2 separate regions of the Homo sapiens genome follow, and region 2 is linked to region 1. Evidence: read pairs that join two places in POLR2A ChIA-PET (ENCODE). Cell type or tissue: OCI-LY7. All regions are shown on one strand. Links, peaks and the distances in the headings refer to the core of each region. The heading gives the core; the rest is flanking DNA.

Region 1 (2,916 bases), core at 309-2,808:
GGCATGTGCCACTACACTTGGCTAATTTTTGTATTTTTTGTAGACATGGGGTCTGGCCATGTTGCCCAAGCTGGTCTCTAGCTCCTGAGCTCAAGCAATCTGCTGGCCTCCACTTCCCAAAGTGCTGGGATTACAGGCGTGAGCCACCACGCCTGGCTTCCTGTGTCCTTTTCCTAGCATTATGGTTCAAACTGTATAAAAGCCACTAAATTCAAAAGGTAATTTGGATACAGTACCTTCTACGTGCAAGGCTGAGTATTTGGTGACCAGGAAGAAACAGCAAGGAGATAAGAAATAGAAAGTAATTTCCCAGAACTTTATGAACAAATTAGCATATGAACAAATGCATGGAACCAGTGACTCAGTGCCTGGGTGGGGCATCGATTGACCAGAACAATGACGACTTTTGCAGAAACAGGATTTAGGCTCTCACCAGATCATAGGAGTCAACAAATCCTATTCAAGCTCCTGTAAACCTCCTTCTTGTCCTGTATTATCTCAGTTGTTGATGTCACAGTTCCAAGGGTCCCTTCAGCTTGGACGTTGTCCTTGACTAGCCCATTCCCCTCCCCATCAGAATCTGCCCAGTTCCCTAAACTGGGAAATCTCCAGATTGACTTCCCAAATCATTCTTGGCACCAAGTCTTTCTTTCATTCCTTCTTGCCTCCAGGGCCTTAGTTCAAGTCCTTGCCTTCTCTTGTCCAGACTATGGTCACAGCCTCCTAACTGCATCTCCCAACTCCAATCTTCACCTCTTCTCCTCACCCCCCACAATCTTACCATAAGGATCCTTCTGAAATGCAGACCACACTGTGTTATTCAAAGTTGTTCAATGACTATAAGCTTGAGTGCCGGAATCCTCTGCAGAACCTACCATGCCTACCATATAATATAGGATCCCCGACGCCCTCTCCTGCCTTGCCCTGGACACCCCCGCCTGCACCCTGCAGCTCCAGCATCGCAGCTCTTTCAACATTGTGTTGTTCGGGTCAGAACCCCGGCAGCTCAGAAAACACTCTTCGTTTTCCTTCCACTTTGTTTTCTCTGGTTGGTACTTTTGTTTCCTTACCTTCTTATCCTAGGAAAAGTCTTCTCTTTAATTGCAACACTCTCTGACCTAAAAAGAAGACACGGGAATTTTCCACTTTCTGGCAGAGAGAGGAATGCAAGGATATCCTCACCACTTTTCTGGTGGCAGGAGTTTGCTTGTCAGATCCAGAGCTAAAGGAGTGGAGAAGAGTTGGAGGAGAGACTGTGAAATCCTGGGAAGAAAATTCTTTAGAATGTGAATGTTCCCTCTTTTTGTCCAGAGAGTCCTTGTCAAAGCTGGCAAAGCTATAGGTGTTCTGAGTCATTTTGATTTTCTCCATTTCCTCTAAAATCAGCCTTGCACCAATAGACATGATGGGAAGCCTTGAGTCCTGAACTGTAGATTTTTACCCAAGCTTGATTATCCCCTAGACTTTCCCATCTCAAATGATAACACCACCATTCAGTAACCCAGACTCCAGATCTAGTAGTTTACTTTCTTCTTCCTTTTCTCTTAACTCCCATTCAGGCCAATAGCAAGCTTTAATTTTTTTTTTTTTTTTTTTTTTTTTGAGATGGAGTCTTGGTCTGTCGCCCAGGCTGGAGCTCAGTGGCATGATCTCTGCTCACTGCAAGCTCTGCCTCCCGGGTTCACACCATTCTCCTGCCTCAGCCTCCCGAGTAGCTGGGACTACAGGCGCCCGCCACCACGCCCGGCTAATTTTTTCTATTTTTAGTAGAGACGGGGTTTCACCGTGTTAGCCAGGATGGTCTCGATCTCCTGACCTCGTGATCTGCCCATCTCGGCCTCCCAAAGTGCTGGGATTACAGGCGTGAGCCACCGCGCCCAGCCACTTTAATTTTTTTTTAATTTTTAATTTTTTTTTTTTTTTTTGAGACAGAGTCTTGCTCTGTCGCCCAGGCTGGAGTGCAGTGGTGTGATCTTGGCTCACTGCAAGCTCCACCTCCCGGGTTCACGCCATTCTCATGCCTCAGCCTCCCGAGTAGCTGAGACTACAGGCGTCCGCCACCACGCCTGGCTAATTTTTTGTATTTTTTAGTAGAGACGGGGTTTCACTGTGTTAGCCAGGATGGTCTCGATCTCCTGACCTCATGATCCACCCACCTCGGCCTCCCAAAGTGCTGGGATTACAGGTGTGAGCCACTGCGCCTGGCCTTAATTTTTAATTTTTTGTGTGAGACGGATTCTCACTCTGTGGCCCAGGCTTGAGTGCAATGGCATGATCTTGGCTCATTGCAACTGCCACCTCCTGGCTTCAAGCAATTCTCCTGCCTCAGTCTCCCGAGTAGCTGGGATTACAGGCGTGCACCACCATGCCTGGCTAATTTTTATATTTTTAGTAGAGACTGGGTTTCACCGTGTTGGTCAGGCTGGTCTCGAACTCCTGACCTCAAGCAATCCACCTGCCTTGGCCTCCCAAAGTGCTGGGACTATAGGCGTGAGCCACCGTGCCCAGCCAATAGCGAGTTTTATTGATTTTTACTTTCCAAGAGTCTCTCAAATCTGTCTACTCCTCTGTTGCTCCACGGCATCCACCTAATCTCAAGAGGTTCCTCTCTCAAGGAATCACCTTCCAATTGCTTACCTACATCAACTCCTGCCTTTGGCAATTCATTCTCCACACAGCAATCAGGGGGTACCCTTATTAAAACATAAAGTCTTATTTTTGGCCGGGTGTGGTGGCTCATGCCTGTAATCCCAGCAGTTTGGGAGGCTGAGGTAGATGGATCACCTGAGGTCAGGAGTTCAAGGCCAGCCTGACCAACATGTTGAAACCCCGTCTCTACTAAAAATATAAAAATTATCTGGGCGTGGTGGTGCACACCTGAAATTTCAGCTACTCGGGAGGCTGAAACAGAAGTAT
Region 2 (2,916 bases), core at 227-2,726, 460 kb after region 1:
AAATGTATGATTTTTTAATATGTCGATTATATCTGAATAAAACTATTAAAGTAAAAAAGGGGACTTTTGTAAATACCCACCCTATTAAATAGAGCTCATACAACATCCTCCACAATCTAGATCCTTACTGCCTTTGTTTAAATAACCATTCTTCTGGGTGGTGGATCTCAACAGTCTAAGTTAATTAGGGTGGTTTTATTCCTTGTTTCCCCAGGGAATGGATTGGGTGTGGCCATAAATAACCATTCTGGACAATGAGATATGAGGGAAAGTCATGAGGAGGCTTCTGAGAAATGTTTACTTCCTTAGAAGAAAGAAACAGAAAGGGAAGTACCCTTTTCTTTCTCTTGACATAGGTGTGTCCAGATGTGATGTGTGAAGTTTTTGCAGCCATCTTATGACCACGAGGGATAGCAATTTGCGAACATAGCTAATACATGGAGGAAGGCAAAACAGAGATGAAAGAAACCGGGTCCTTTATATCGGGAGTCCCCAACCCTGGGCTACGGACTGGGCCACACAGCAGGAAGTGAGCAGTGGGGGAGCAAGCATTACCACCTAAGCTCTACCTCCTTTCAGGTCAGTGGCAGTATTAGATTCTCAAAGGAGCACGAACCCTGTTGTGAACTGTGCACGTGAGGGATCTAGTTTGCATGCTCCTTATGAGAATCTAACTAATGCCTGATGATCTGAGGTGTAACAGTTTCATCCCGAAACCATCCTGCAACCTAGCCTGTGGAAAGATTGTTTTCCACAAAACCTGTCTCTGGTGCCAAAAAGATTGGGAGCTGCTGCTTTATAACATTGTCCAACTGTTGAATTAATGAGCCTGCAATATCTCTAGACTCTATATTATGTTATGTAATAAGTACCTTTATCATGTAAGGCTATTGAGTTTAGGTTTTTACTACATGCAGCCAAAAGCATTCTAACTGATATACGCCTGATCTTTTTAAGACTCAGCTCAAGCACTGCCTCTCCCAAGAAGGCTTCCCTGATAGCTGCTGTCTTCTGTACCTAGACTGGGTTACATACCCCTGCTCTGTATTCTCAGGACATCCTCTTATGGCCATTTTTTTTTGTGGTGTATGTAATTATCTATCTACAGTTCTCCCCCTGCATTGGACTGGCAACATCTCAGGACAGGACCATGTTTTCTTTATCTCTATTTTACCAAAACCTAAAGAGTAATTAACACATAGTAGGCATGTAATGTATACAGATGAACTGAATTGAAACTCTCCTGCTCACCTTATCCTACACTAACCAATAGGTCTCGCTGCCTTCCAGTCATTCCCAGCCTACATAATTCTCATACCTAAGAATTTCCTTCTTCTCTACTTCAATCTTTTGTAGTTTCTTTTCCCTGACATATTTAGAAAATGTAGTTATATTTGAGGTCTCCCTGAACTTACAAAAGGCCATACTCCAGGTGTGCCCCTGCAGGCTGGGAGGGAAGAAGGAAAAGGGGCTTGTCTCTTTCCCCACGTTTTGGGCATTGCCTCTCCAATTTCTACCCACGGTGACCTTGGCTCTTGGGGGGAGCAGCAGCTGTTCTGTCCACAGTGTGACAGCAGACTGAAAGAACTTTGAGTTTTCACCTGTTCTCCCCTGTCCCCTCCTTCAAGGCCCCTTGGCATTATGTTACTGCACATTTTGGCCCAAGTCTGCCAAGATTTCTAAGTTCTCAGTATTTGATTCTTTTCTATATCTTGCTATTTTGCAACAGCACCAACTCCAATGACACTGACAGGTAATGTTTTCCTGCCTCCCAGATCATTACCAGTGAAAAAGATGTAAGCCCAGAACAGGCCAACCCCCCAACCCCCACTACTCCCAGGGGCTTCGGCTGGATATTTTTCTCCCCCTCCCTGGAACCTCGGGCTGGAGGCAACACCATTCATCATTTTTTTGGCTGCAAATTCTGCAATATTATGGTTTCCATTTTTGGAAAAAAAGACTTCTTTTTAAAATTTATAGTATAAAATGGCATAGTCTCTTTCCCCTTCCCTTTTTTTATTCCCCTCTCTCTCTGTCTTCTGTATCTTTCCAGATTAGTGCCTAAAAACACAGACTCTGAAATGAAATGATCTGATTTGGGATCCTTGTTTTATCACTGAATAGCTAAGTAGTCTTTGGAAATAAACCTTCTGTACCTCGGTTCCTTCAGCTCAAAAGTGGTGATAATTGTTCTATACCTATCTCATAGAGTGGTTTTAAGTGTTAAAACATAACATAAAAAGGGCTTATAAGGATGCGTAGTACAAGGTAAGTACAATATAGGTGTTAAATGTTATATTACTACTACCACTACCACTGATACCATAGCTAGCATTATTGAGGGCATACTATTTATTATGTGCCTGATATTTACTATGCTAAACTCTTTAAAAACACTGGTCTCTTAAATTTGTATTAAGTCTTAAGAGGTGATTGAAAAAAAGTTTTTGAATGCTCTGTGGAAGGCACTTTTATATGCTCTTTACTCTGATTTTATTATGTAATTTTCACTACAACCCTATAAGGTAGTTATCATTAAGGTGCAGCCGTCACAGATGATGAAACTGAGGCACAGATTAAATGGTTTGCCAAAAACCAAGTCTTAAATTTATATCTCTCTAAACCGGTGGTTCTCAAATATTAATACACATCAGAATCACCTGGTGGGCTTATTAAAACACTGATTGCTGGACTCCAGCTCCAGAGTCTCTGATTCAGTAAGTGTGGGTGGGGTCTGAGAATTTGCATTTCTGGTAAGTTCCTGGGTGACGTTGACACTGCTAGTCTGGGAGACGGGGTTTCCTATTCTGAGATCCACTGTATTTTTTTTTTTTTTTTTGAGACGGAGTCTCGCTCTGTCACCCAGGCTGGAGTGCAGTGGTGTGGTCTCAACTCACTGAGCCTCCCAAGCTCAAG

The links. Peaks named below come from ENCODE experiments on the same cell type or tissue, not always from the same donor. Only the 100,000 strongest peaks of a DNase experiment are listed, where the experiment ranks them.
Region 2: POLR2A ChIA-PET joins it to region 1 with 5 read pairs; 2 of 35 experiments call an interaction of 5 or more read pairs at or near these places.

Annotation. Positions count from the first base shown.
Region 1 is chr4:54,211,478-54,214,393 of GRCh38, reverse strand. No RefSeq gene overlaps it. Among named protein-coding and RNA genes, the nearest start is that of PDGFRA, 16 kb to the left of the region's middle. In OCI-LY7, for the core only: no CTCF peak of the experiment used is centred there; no DNase peak of the experiment used is centred there.
Region 2 is chr4:53,749,654-53,752,569 of GRCh38, reverse strand. No RefSeq gene overlaps it. Among named protein-coding and RNA genes, the nearest start is that of LNX1-AS2, 160 kb to the right of the region's middle. In OCI-LY7, for the core only: no CTCF peak of the experiment used is centred there; no DNase peak of the experiment used is centred there; H3K27ac peaks cover 216 bases.